Linked DNA regions of Homo sapiens: region 1 is linked to region 2. A link is an interaction called in ENCODE POLR2A ChIA-PET data of the cell type or tissue named here. Cell type or tissue: Caco-2. All regions are shown on one strand. Each heading gives the region's core, and the rest is flanking DNA. Links, peaks and the distances in the headings are about the cores only.

What was found. ChIA-PET counts read pairs that join two places held together with the same protein. Peaks named below come from ENCODE experiments on the same cell type or tissue, not always from the same donor. Only the 100,000 strongest peaks of a DNase experiment are listed, where the experiment ranks them.
Region 1: POLR2A ChIA-PET joins it to region 2 with 19 read pairs; 7 of 35 experiments call an interaction of 5 or more read pairs at or near these places.

Annotation. Positions count from the first base shown.
Region 1 is chr22:43,000,933-43,007,523 of GRCh38, forward strand. All of the region lies in intron 1 of PACSIN2 (protein kinase C and casein kinase substrate in neurons 2), which reads right to left. Among named protein-coding and RNA genes, the nearest start is that of PACSIN2, 11 kb to the right of the region's middle. RefSeq lists an enhancer at 635-814 and a silencer at 3,509-3,608. In Caco-2, for the core only: no CTCF peak of the experiment used is centred there; DNase peaks (open chromatin) are centred at 2,949 and 3,529.
Region 2 is chr22:42,884,208-42,890,798 of GRCh38, forward strand. PACSIN2 (protein kinase C and casein kinase substrate in neurons 2) reads right to left here. Exons shown (of 11, transcript NM_001184970.3): 5 at 4,436-4,591; 6 at 179-354. Among named protein-coding and RNA genes, the nearest start is that of ARFGAP3, 30 kb to the left of the region's middle. RefSeq lists an enhancer at 5,579-5,638. In Caco-2, for the core only: no CTCF peak of the experiment used is centred there; a DNase peak (open chromatin) is centred at 3,493.

The DNA.
Region 1 (6,591 bases), core at 648-5,647, 120 kb after region 2:
GACTCTCAGGCAAGGCCCAGCTCTGGGCCCCAACAAGCACCCCAGGCCTAAAAAGCAGAAGGCACTTGAAGGGAGAGCACAAGCAGCCCTTGGGCCCCGTCCGACCTCAAATAAAACTTAGGCCAAGGGCTGCTATGGAATCACGTCTTGTGTTACCAAAAATCCAGTCTCGAAATAAATCAGCCCTATCAGTGCATGCCATGCCATGCCATACCACCCACCCAAGTCTAGGGCAGCTGAGCAGGGATTTCTCAGGGAAATAAAATGGGAAGCTCCAAACGACAAAGGGGAGCTAAGAGCATATGGTTCTGGGCTTGGGAGTAACCGCCAGCTTAGCTGAAAAGCTCTAAGGATGACCAGAGGCTTCCATGAAGCCCCTGCCAGAACCTTCACCACACACACAACCAACAGCTCAGCCAGTTGCCAAGGCAACAGCAACCTAGACATGTTTAGGCATCTGTAGAAACCAGAGCAAAGTACAATTTCCACACTTGTGATAAAAATGCAGCCCCCAAAGCATCAAGCAAAGCATCACTCTAAAATTTTGTTTTACTGACAGAAGAAGCAGGACTGGGAGGGGAAGCAGGAAGCTGGGCAGCGCCTGGCAGAGCCAGTGCAGTCAGACGAGCCCTGAAGTGTGGGCACAAAAACCTGCCTGTGCTTGGGAAGCAAGACACTTGTATGCCTGTGCTGTTTGTGGCTGTTTCCTCTTATGTCTACCTTCCTGGGTAGTCAAGTCTCTTCATTTTGTTGTGAACATCAGCTTTTCTTAGCTGGGATAAGAGGAACCAAGAAAAGTAAGCTTTTGCCCACAGTAAGGCAAGAGAACTAAAAGGGAAACAGCCCCTGTGGGGAGAGGGTAGACATGGTGGAGGCATCGCAGGAATTCTAGGGAGGGGACCCAGGGGTAAGCACTAAGGTCAGCTGGCCTGACCACTGCTCCCCACCTGGAGCCCCTCTCTGTCCCTGCTAAGCACCTTGTCCTTTGCAGACCCTGGCAAATGAGCCACCAGGAAAACAGGACACCACTCAGTCTGAGAGTGAATACCTAAGGGACAGTGGAGGGTAGGAAAGTCAGTCCATGGGGAGGGGACATGGTGACAAGTTCCACAGCAGACCAGAACAGAAAAACAAACAAGCAAACAAGGCAAGCAAGCACCAGTGCTATAAACTTCCCAGGTTCCCTTTGAGATGCTTGTCTCTGGAGATGAACAGAGCCAGGAACCCCCATGAGAGCAGCATCTAGAAGCTAGAGATGAACTCTAAAGGACCACACGACCCCCAGGCTGCCTGGCAGAAAGAACCCTGCAGAGTCTTTCCAATATGCATCCCTTAAGTGAGGAAAAGAAAGCTAGAGAAGGTCTGTGAGATACCTACCGCGATGGCTGAGCTGATGCAGGAATGTGGCCATAAGCACTCACAACCTTGGGAACGTGGAACATTAGCTCCAAGGATTAATCATCAAGTAGTAAGGATTTTCTAAAACAGCGTTCCTTGCTCATCAAAGTATGGCAACCAATTCAAGTAAAATGATATCCAGAAACTTAGGAAGGAAATGTGACTCATTTAAGAAACCCTCACAGAACTTTCTTATCTCACAGATACTTGGAAGTTCTAAAGGCCAAGGCAGGCACTTTAAAGAGAAAGAATCCCCATTTTTTCACCCAAAAAATCAGAAAAATACACTTACAAGCAGCAAGACAGGCTTTCAAAACACTCTTAAGGTGTTCATACCCTTTAATACAAGATTTCTATTCTCGGGAATTTATCCCCAGGAACTAATTACACAGATGAAAAAGGATGAAATTATAAACTGCAAATTCATCTACATTAGCAAAAAAGTGGAAATAACCTAAAATGTCCAGCACTAGGGAATGTTTTAATCTCATTACGTCAACAGGATAATATAACCATTAATAATCTTTTTGAAGATGAAGGTAAAACATGGAAAATACTTGAGAAAATATTTAAGTGAATCTGAATAATACAATTATAACAATGTCAGTTATTGAAAAGGAAACAGCGAGGTCAGTTCAAGCTCCAGATCTCTCCCATCTACAAACTGGATGGCCTTGAACTAGGCACCTGATCTCACTACCTACAGCTTCCTCACATTCAAACTAACAACCTCGAAGTGTTGCCTTGAGGCAGGACAGAGACAACGTACCTCTCTTGCCTCTTCTGAAGCTTGGTACAAAGTTGGCAGGGAATAGGTTACTTGATCAAGATACACAAAAACCACTTTGTGCGTGGAAGGTAAACTACAAAGAGTTTTTTACTCAGAACATTGTTTTCTATGTTGAACCTTCAATTTTTAAAAGATTTAAAGAAAGCAAAAAAGAAGTCATTTGACACAAAAGTGATGATTATCCCAAGCATAAAAACAAATATCGGCTGGGCGCGGTGGCTCACGCCTGTAATCCCAGCACTTCGGGAGGCCAAGGCAGGCGGATCACGTCAGGAGATAGAGACCATCCTGGCTAACACGGTGAAACCCCGTCTCTACTAAAAATACAAAAAATTAGCTGGGCGTGGTGGCGGGCACCTGTAGTCCCAGCTACTTGGGAGGCTGAGGCAGGAGAATGGTGTGAACCCAGGAGGCGGAGCTTGCAGTGAGCCGAGATCGCGCCACTGCACTCCAGCCTGGGCGACAGAGCAAGACTCTGTCTCAAAATAAAACAAAACAAAACAAATATCTGCTCTAATATACCTGAGCAAATGCTCTTATGTGATATCACAACGTTGACAAAATGTGAAGACCTTTCGCAATTTTACAAAGTGCAGTCCTCTACAGAAACACAATTTCTTCTCCCTTGTCTACCTGCTCTTTAACAGCATAAGATGCCTTTTAAAATGCATCTGCCGAAGATGAGGCACTCCTAAGCCAGGGCCTCTGGAATCTTCCTCCTGTCCCACGTGGGATGCATCATGGGGTGGGTGTACCAGCGAGTCACCCACGGCCTTGACCGCACCCCAGCAGCTCTCCCTTTTGTGCCCTTATCTCCCTGCTGTGTAAATGGTTGTAAACTTTCAGATTATTGAAACCAAGTTAGTTACAGACATAGATGCCGTCTTAAGCAAAGGACACACATAATCTCCCTCATGTCTATGTTTCTCAGAGGTGGGGGAGAAAGATTAATTATCTTTTAAAGATGTTCACATCTGAGAGTGATTCACAACTTACTTATTCCAGCCAGCCAGAGGAGGTGAAATGAGTGTGGGCTTCGGTAGGCAGAGCACCAGCTCTGATGGTGACCCTCTGAAGGCCACTGAATCTCTCTGAGCTTAGGTTTACTGATGGATCAAGTGGAGAGAACACTATCTGGTTGCAAGAATTAAATGGGCAGGAATGTAAAGCTTCTTGAATGGTCCCTCAGAAACTTCAGAACATGGGGGCCTGTGCAGACAGCCCCTCACCACTGACTCTGCACCCCCCACGCACATCCTCCTTGGTGGCACATGCCCAGTCTCCTTATCTGATGACACATTTGCAGGAGCAAAGGTCGCAATTGCTTAATTAAAGCATCACCACGTGCGAGCTAAGTGGCGAGCAGGCAGCCAGCTCCAGCCAATCAGACAGCTACAGAACCCACTAATAGCGGGCTTGGACGTCTGTACAGGGAGCACTGCCTGCTCTGTGGTTCCTCTGAAGACCACAATTCATGATCTTGGCACGCTCGGTTGGCGACAACATAATTTAATATAATGAAAGACAAATGCAGTTTAAAACATGAAAATGCTCACAAACTACGGTTTGGGTATCACTTTACATTAAGAAGATTTCATTTCATTCAATAGGAAACTTCAGAATACACAGTTGATCCTATCTAAAGACCACCCTGCAGGTCCAGGCAGAGGCCCCGTCACAGGCCTCCCTGGGCGCTCTGGGCTTGGGCTCAGAGGCCCATATGGGGTCCTGGCAGGTGGCCTCAGGCAAAACCACTCACCCCTTTAGCTCTGACTCTCTTTCTCCTCTAAACAATGAAAAGGGAAACAAATCAACAAGGCTGTCCTGAAAACAAAATGAGGGCTATGGAAAGCTTCTTGGTAAAATGCAAATGCCTAGACAACCAAGCTCTTTTTATTTATACTTATTTTAATTACAAAGTTATTACTTAAACATTAATCTAAAAGTAAAAGGGCAATGGTACTGTGTGGAAAACAAGGAGAAACTTCCTATAATTCTAAAGCCTTAACTATCACTGCTGCGTGTTATCTTAATACAATTTCACACAGGTGAGCAGTGCTCACACCTTTATCATTTGCTTTCTAAGTCCTATTTCCCATCACCTAGGGATAAGCTATCATTACCAGTACTCCCTTCCAATCCTGAGTCACTACGTGTAGTCAAGCAACATCCCTTCACCCCAGGGTCAGGCTTTCTAGAATCCATCACATTAAACTCAGGCAGAGAATTACCAACCCAGAAGAGAGCAAGGCCTCTCTGCATGGCAAGGCTGCCCTCAAAACCCAGGGAGGATATGACCATCATCAGGCCCTTACCCCAACAAAAGGGCCAGGTGCCAACAGCAGCTTACAAAAGGTGGTGGGGAGAAAGACAGGCCCTGTAAGTGCCAGGATATGAGGGGAGTCCATGCAGGGCCAGGGCAGGAGGCCTCACCCACACCAATGACCTGCGACTACACCCGTGACCCCGAGTCACCAAGGAAAGGTCCAAAAAGTTCTGGAAGGATTTTTAAATAGAACTGGATAAAATCACTTTGGGCACTTTAAAGGTATAGTTTGCTGGCAAATTCACTTACGTAGACTGATAGGAGAGTGACTGAATGAGCACTGTGACCAGGCACACATGCTGGGCTCCTGGGGTCCATCACCTCATGCTGCCCCGCCAAAATCCTATGAGGAAGGGCTCTCAGTATCCTGGTGCAAAGGACTGCATGTATGGATCCCCTCAAAATTCATATGTTGAAATTCTACCCCTCAGTTTGATGGCATTAGGAAGTAGGGCCTTTGGAAGCTAATTAGGCAGGGCCCTCATGAATGGGACTAGTGTCCTTACAATTTTTTTTTTTTAGTTTTTGTTGAGATAGGGTCTCACTATGTTACCCAGGCTGGCCATGAACTCCTGGCATCAAGTGATCCTCCTGCCTCAGCCTCCAAAAGTGTTGAGATTACAGGCATAAGCCACTGCACTCAGCCACTCATGCCTTTATAAAAAGTACCTGAGAGCTCTCTCGCCTTCTTTCTGTCATGTGAAGCTATAAGAAGTCAGCAATCCGCAACATGAAAAAGGACCCTCCTCAGAACCCAACCATGCTGGTACCCTGATCTCAGACTTGCAGCCTACAGAACTGTAAGAAGGAAATTTCTGTTGTTTACAAGCCACCGCATCTTTGTTATAGCAGCCCCAACTGACTAAGACACTCAAGTTTTGGAGACATTGAAACATTTGGCCAAAAGCCGCACAGTCACCTAGTGATGGAGCTCGAACCCACACCCAAGGGCTGTATGACTCCAAAACCATGTTCCTAACCTCCAAAACCTTATTGCAAAATTACCTTTCTTCTGTAGGAACTAACAGTGAAAGTGACATATTAACCTCAAGGATCTGTAAGCATAAACCATATGGAAAGAGAAACAGCCAGGCACGGTGGCTCATGCCTGAAATCCCAGCACTTTGGGAGGCAGAGGCAGGCGGGCCGTTTGAGGTCAGGAGTTTGAGACCAGCCTGGCCAACATGGTAAAACCCCATCTCTACCAAAAATACAAAAATTAGCCCGGCATGATGGCGCATGCCTATAATCCCAGCTACTTGGGAGGCTGAGGCAGGAGACTCACTGGAACCTGGGAGGTGGAGGGTGCAGTGAGCCGAAATCGCACCATTGTACTCCAGCCTGGGCGACAAGAGCAAAATTCCGTCTCAAAAAAGAAAAAAGAAAGAGAAGCAGAACCCACACAGCTACTGCATTCTCAACCAAACACGTAAATGCAGGTTAAGAGAATGAGTCAAGGCTGAGGCCATTCCCACTCGAAAAGCCCTTCTCATTAGAGTGGAGCCACTGCTTCCTAGGAACACAGATGGCAATCCTTGAGACTCCCAGAGACAGAGGTGACCTTTGTGAAATTGAGTCACCTGAATCACCCCTCCCCCATCTGCATCCCTGACTTCTCAACTGACATCTTGCTTCTCTGAAGATCTTCATCCCGGTATTTTAAATACCCAGAAACTGCTCCCCAGTGAACTGTCCTCCAGGAGAATATAAGGCAGGTCATAACCTGGAGCCTTCCCTGCCCCTAGCAGCCCCTCTCACACACACCTCTTGTTCTTTTTTTTTTTTTTTTTGAGACAGTCTCGCTCTGTCACCCAGGCTGGAATGAAGTAGCACTATCCTGGCTCACTGCAATCTCTGCCCCCAGGTTCAAGCGATTCTCCTGCCTCAGCCTCCCGAGTACCTGGGTTCACAGTCACAAACCACCACGCCCAGCTAATTTTTGTACTTTTAGTAGAGACAGGGTTTTGCTATGTTGGCCAGGCTGGTCTCAAACTCCTGGCCTCAAGTGATCCGCCCACCTCAGCTTCCCAAAGTGTTGGGATTACAGGCGTGACCCCTCTCTCCCAGCCACTCCTTG
Region 2 (6,591 bases), core at 1,090-6,089:
TCAGCAGAGGGGCCCTCCCTGCCATCCAGATTACAAAGAAGCAGGAGGCCCTGAGGGCGGTGAGGAGACCTCCTGATGAACGCGCCATCCCAAACCTGGGAGCAGCATCTGAGTTTGCTTCAAAAGCACTTTCCGTTGACTTCAATGACGTGTGTGTTTTAGCTCAAAGGAAACTTACCCAGCCACATTGGACAGGTCTAGGTGCTTCTGAACCTCCAGCAGAACCTCCCGGAAGAAGCGAAGGCGTTTCTCCTCGAACTGCTGGCACTGCTCAAACACCTGCTCCATGTTCTCCATGTACTGGGGTGTGCCCTGGTCGAGTTCCTTCAGGGACTTCTCATACTTCTCTTTGGTCTAAAGGAAAATCCAGGCACAAGACAGAGGTTCATTTCCATTTAGCCCTTGGCTCACCCTGCCCCTGGAGTGTCTCAGGCCTTCCCAGATTCCAAATGCAAAGAAAAAACAGGAGCTCTGGATTCTGACAGACTTCAAGTTCAAGTCCCAGTTCCTCCACTCCTGCAAGGTGAATCACACTCCTGCCATCTGCCCTGTCTCTCAGCTGGAGCAAGGCCCAGACAGGTAGATGCCGGCAAAGGGCAGTCTCCCCAGAACTCAGTGTGTATGGTCTTGAGCGTGCCACACGCCCATGTCCTCTTCTCCCTGTGGGGAAGGGCTGTGCCTGGCTACCCTCAAGCCTCAGATCTGGCCCACAGCAAAGGTGGGGCTGGGGCTGAATCCTGCAGCTCTCTTGGAGCCTCACTGTCCTTTATCAGATGAGGACATCTCTCCTTCACAGTGTTCTGATATGTACATGATGGGGTGCAGGAAGAAGGCATTCAAAAAAAGTCCTCCTTCTCTTGTCTTTCAGCCCACTCCATCCCCCTCACACAGCTGCTCCCTCCCAGATTGTCCCAAGAAGGGGTTTTACAAGGCAGGAAATGTTAAAAAGCAGGTGTGGCCTATCTCAAGAATATCCAGGGGCAGCTAGAAAACGTGTGAAATTCCTAAGACATGGCTAAAGTGGGCACATTCATCTGGTGGGGATGTGCCTCGAGGTCAATGACCTCACACTGGTACACACTTCCCCGCACCCCCTCATCTCAGCATGCAGGGCCACCAGTTTGGTGGCCAGGTGGTTTTGTTAGTTGGTGGGATCATGGTCGTGTTGTCCCCCTGGGGTGGGTGAGAGATAGCAGGGCTGGGGCCACCTATTTATTGCAATTCTTTCTACTATGGGGGTAGTCACGGGCTCCACTCAGGTCTAAGCTTTGCTGTCCCTAACAACATGTGCAGGGCCTTCTGAGGAAGGATGGAGCGCTTCCCGAGACACTGCAGGCCTATCGGGCACCCTCTCTGCCCCCAGCTGGGACTGAGTCTACCCTGCCCATGCGGCTCCCCTCCCAGATGCTCTCCTCTGACTCACGTGGCTCAGAGCCCTGGGAGACTCTGCTTCAGGCTCCAAAGCAACTCCTCTTCTTGAAGCCTTCCCCAGCCTCGTGAGACCAGGTTCCACCCCGCCCTCTAGGGCCCTGACTCCTGCCCCTTTCTCCTCTCCTGGTATCCGGGTCCTTGCTCTGCTTCTCAGCCTCCTAAGATGGCTGGGCTTGGGTCCTCTGTGCCAGGAAAAGGCCACCCCTGCCAGGGCTGGGGCATGCCCAGCAGAGAAAGAGCTCCACAGCGCTGTGGCTATTCCCCTATTCCCCACAGCCATCCACACTGCCCGTGCCCACTACCTGGCAGCCCTGCATGGGAGCCTAGCTCAGAAGCCCAAGACACATAGCTGTGGGTTCAGCGCCCAGCATCTGGAGGATACTGCTGAAGTGACACAGAGCAGCCCCATCTCAGGAGCCTTCAAGACACAATAGCCTCCCGGGAGCTCTCAGGGTACTCAGTGGCAACAAGATGCTCCACCTCTGGGCTGCCCCTGCCCTCAGCCTGTGCCGACCCTGCTAGCCCCAAGTCCTGCCCCCAGCACAGGCCAGGTACTCAGCAGGGTCATCACTGTTCTGGAAATCCCCTTGCAGGGCATAGAAAGTTCTCAGCGAACACCCATGGAGTAAAACAAGAGGCGGCCTTCACCCTTAGGTGGATTGTAATATTTTAGCACTAAATGCAAAAAGTTCTTTTATGATGGATGCTACAAGATGTAGTTGATGGCTGATAAGAAACATGAAAGTACATGTGCAACCAGTCAGCAATGGTATGTATGTAGGTAGGTAGGTAGGTAGGTAGGTAGGTAGGTAGGTATGTATGTACCTACCTACTTACCTACTTTAGAGATGAGGTCTCACTCTGTCACCCAGGCTGGAGTGCAGTGGTGTGACCACAGCTTGCAGCAGCCTTGAACTCCTGGGCTCAAGCAATCCTCCCGCCTCAGCCTCCAAAGTAGCTGGGACTACAGGCACGTGCTACCACACCCAACTAAGTTTTTAAATTTTTTGTAGAGATGAGGTCTCACTATGTTTCCCAGGCTGTGTGCTGGATTTTGGAAACTGCGTCAAGAAGGGTGGTGGGGAGGGACTGGCCTCCTCTCCAGAGCTCTAGGCACACAAGGACCTCTCATATCCTGCAGTCACTGGCCAGACCAAAGAGGCAGGGAGGGTCCCAGGAGGGAACCCACTACAAACTGTCCCAGTCATCCTGCCAGGCGCTTATGTCCAACCTCGAGCCCTGGGCCTGTTCTGCAAAAGCCTGAGTTGATGTTCTGGGTGGCTGTCAAACATGAAAGGCCTCTTCCTCTCCATCTCTGTCTCCCTTTCTCTCACACAGGCACGCCCCCGCCCAACATGGAGAAGCCCCATCTTTCCTCTAGGCACCTTTTTGGGCACCTGATTCCCTGGGATTCTGGCAAAGGCCCGAGAGTTCTCCCGGACCTTGTGCTTCTTGAGCCCAGGTGCCTCCCACTCAGTAGTTGGTTCCAGGCTCCTCACCTGATCCCACCGTGGAGGCACCTGGGCTGCTTCAAAAGCCCAGATTCCTGGCTCCAGCAATGGGAGTGAGAGGGGTTTCCCAGAGGATTCTGACACTTGGTCTGAGTGACGAACTCTCGTGTAGATGACGTGTTCCCCTTGCTACACCGACGGCATAGCAGTGAGGAACAGTGGAGAAAGGGCATATGTATGGGCTTGAGGTCAGAAGTTCCTGCTCTCACCTGCTGGATGGCACGTGACTTAACCTCTCTGATCTTGGTTTCCTCATTCACAAAACAGGGATGCCACCACCTAACTGACAGGGGCCAGGAAAGGCTGGTGGGTAGTGAAACCAGCTTAGGCCTCTTGCCTCCCCTCTGCCCATGTCCTCTTCCTGGAGTGCAGCCTCTCTCTACCTCATTCCGTCTCTCTCTGCAAATCCTGGTTGGGAATCTCCTCTCCAAACACCGAGGCAGGGCAGGCCCTCGGCAATCACACCCCCCAGCCCTCACCCCTCATGGCTGACCAAAGGAGGGGAGGTGGGGCCGAGGGCTGAGCCCCTCCCTTCCTGTGAACTTTTAAATCACAAGACGATGACGCTGTCTGGTTTTAAGTCCTGTGACTCCAGGACCTTCCAGGCAGAATCACTTATCTACACCTGCGGAGCATGTAATAGTTTACACAATGATTTCTCATTAACCCATGGGGCAGAAAATCTCCGCTTCACAACAGAAATGGAAGGGCACCCATGATGCCACAGTGCCTGGTCACGGTCTCTCCTTGGCCAAAGACCACCCTTCTGCCACCCCTGGCTCCACAGCCTCTGCCTCACTTTCGGGGCCTGTCACTGTGGAGACTGCAGGGCCCCTCCATCCTCCCTCCCACCTGGCTCCCCCAGACAAGCGCTCCCAGCCTGCAGTCCCTCCCCCAGGTCTCTGCCCCCAGCCCCTCTCCCTACACAAGCAGAGCAATCCTTCTAAACCATCTCACCCTCCTCACCTCCTCCCTGATCCCACCCAGGCTCAGGCCTTCCTGAGTGGCTCCTGGTCAGCAGCATCCTAAGCTCCTTACTCAGCCTGGCTGTCCAGGCCACTGGTGATTTGGTCCTCATAACCCTCCATACCAGCTCACACCACACCCATTCACACCCACCACTGGCCACAACCATTCACACCTGCCACCAGCCACACCCATTCACACCCACCACTGGCGACGCCCATGTTGGCACAAGCAGCTCCCTGCAGCAATCCCAGCTGTCCTTGTGTCTCTGAGCACCAAGAGCTGTCTCTTACCCCTGGCTTGCCCAGAGCCTGGCTCTGTCCCTTGACTGAGCAGGTACAGTGGCTATGGTGAGGCGAGGTGCTAGGGCACTCACCTGTGGCCTTCTTGAGGACAGGGGTGTGTTTTATTGGTTATTTATCCCTCTATCCACCCATTCACCCAAGCAGTTACAGAAGGCTATATGCCAGACACGTCAACAACTGACACGGTGACACTCGACGTGTAAAAACAAGTGTACAGTTTACCTTAAGAACATCTTGCTTGCACTTTTCTATTTTGTCTTGCAATTTCTTGAGCTGTTCAGGGTTGAGGGATGGGTCTGCCTTGCTGTTGGCTTCTCGTGAGATAGCCAGCTTCTCCTCTTTGCACGCTGCATGGTGGGCTTTCTTTGCTGCTTCTACCTACAGGGAGAATGAGTTCCTGAATGCCATGTCACTGGGAGTTCAGGATCCTCACTAGAAGTCACACAGACCATGGGAATGCTTGTGCTACCAAGAGGGGAGAAAAAGGCAGGTACAAAATTGTATGTATACTATCATAGCAACCAGTCACAACAGGAACGCACTCAACACATATTCATGGAGTACTTGCTTGTCCTGTGCATGGTTCGAGGCACCAGGAACACAGCAAGAAACACAAGGTCTTTGTGAAGCTTTCATTTGAGTTGCAGGAGGCAGATACAGTATAGGAAAAGTTACATGCCAGAGTCAATTAGAGGGCATTAAGTGTAGGGGAGGACAACTGAGACGGAGCATGGGGTGGGTGGAGAAAGCCACTGAGATGACATGGAACACGCACATGGAGCACGCACATGGAACACGCACATGGAGGGGTTATGGGCATCCCAGGAAGACCATGCCAGGCCGCAGGATCGGCAAATACAAAGAAAGTTCCAAGGAGGAACCCAGCATGAGAGAGAGGACCATACTAGGGGGCAGGGCCATCAGCCACATTTCCTCTGGTTTTAATGGTTTTTACACACACACACACACACACACACACTCTTAACAGATCCTTCCTTATTTGAGCCAAAGCCACAAATTTCATTCTAGAGGGAAGGAGGAGTTTATTAGCAAAGGCCTCATGAGACACAGACAGTTTCATTATGAATGGGGCCAGGGACAAAACAGAAGAGAAAGGAGATGTGACAAAAGCTAAGACACAGAGAAAAGGAGACACAGAGAAAACCATCCGGAAGGACAGAGGCATGTTCTGGATGATTCTGAGGCGGAGGAAGGCAGCGCAAGGCCAGAGAACATCTGGGTGTTGGGGGTGGCACATCTACCGTCTACTCCATTCCAGCTAGGAATGGGGGGCGAGGCTGCAGGCAGGGGCGGGGCACACAAGCTGAGGGCTGGGGTGGACAGATGACAGCCTCCAACTAGCCAAGGCTCGACAAAACTCAATGGCTTTGGTTGCTACTTTTAGAAAAACAGGTATCAATGTTTGAAATTTTGGGATAAAAACCTATGCAAGAGAAAGAAAAATGTAAACTAGTTCTTTCTATCGTCAAAGGGACTTGAAAAAAAAATAAAGTGAAAGCAAGTTTATTGAGAAAGTAAAGGAATAAAGAAAGGCTACTGCACACGCAGAGCAGCCAAAGGGACTTTTTTTTTTTTTTTTGAGACAGAGTCTCCCTCTGTCACCAGGCTGGAGTGCAGTGGCGTGATCTCAGCTCACTGCAACTTCCACCTCCTGGGTTCAAGTGATTCTCCTCCCTCAGCCTCCTGAGTAGCTGGAACTACAGGTGCCCGCCACCACGCCCTGCTAATTTTTGTACTTTTAGTAGAGATGGGGTTTCATCATGTTGGCCAGGATGGTCTCAATCTCCTGACCTCGTGATCCGCCTGCCTCAGCCTCCCAAAGTGCTGGGATTACAGGCGTGAGCCACCGCGCCCGGCAAGGACTTTTAAGTCTCCAGCAGACACTTCCCCAGGGTTGGGAGAAGTACTGTTAGTGGTTAAGAGCTTGGGCTTTGAGCTCTACCACCAATGTATGGTTCTGATCCTCAGTTACCAAATCTGTAAAATGTGTTGGTAGGATCAAATTTAAAGAATGCCCTGTAATTCCAGCACTTTGGGAGGCCAAGGTGGGTGGATCACCTGAGGTCAAGAGTTCGAGACCAGCCTGGCCAACATGGTGAAACCCCGTCTCTACTAAAAATACAAAAATTAGCAGGGTGTGGTGGCATGTGCCGGTAGTCCCAGCTACTCGGAGGGCTGAGGCAGAATTGCTTGAACCCAGGAGGCACAGGTTGCAGTGAGCTGAGATTGCACCACTGCACTCCAGCCTGGGAGAGAGAGTGAGACTTTGTCTCAAAAAATAAAAATAAAAAATTTAAAGAATGCACATAGAGCATTCAGCATCTTCAACCTGGGTAAATGTCAACTACCATGGGCTT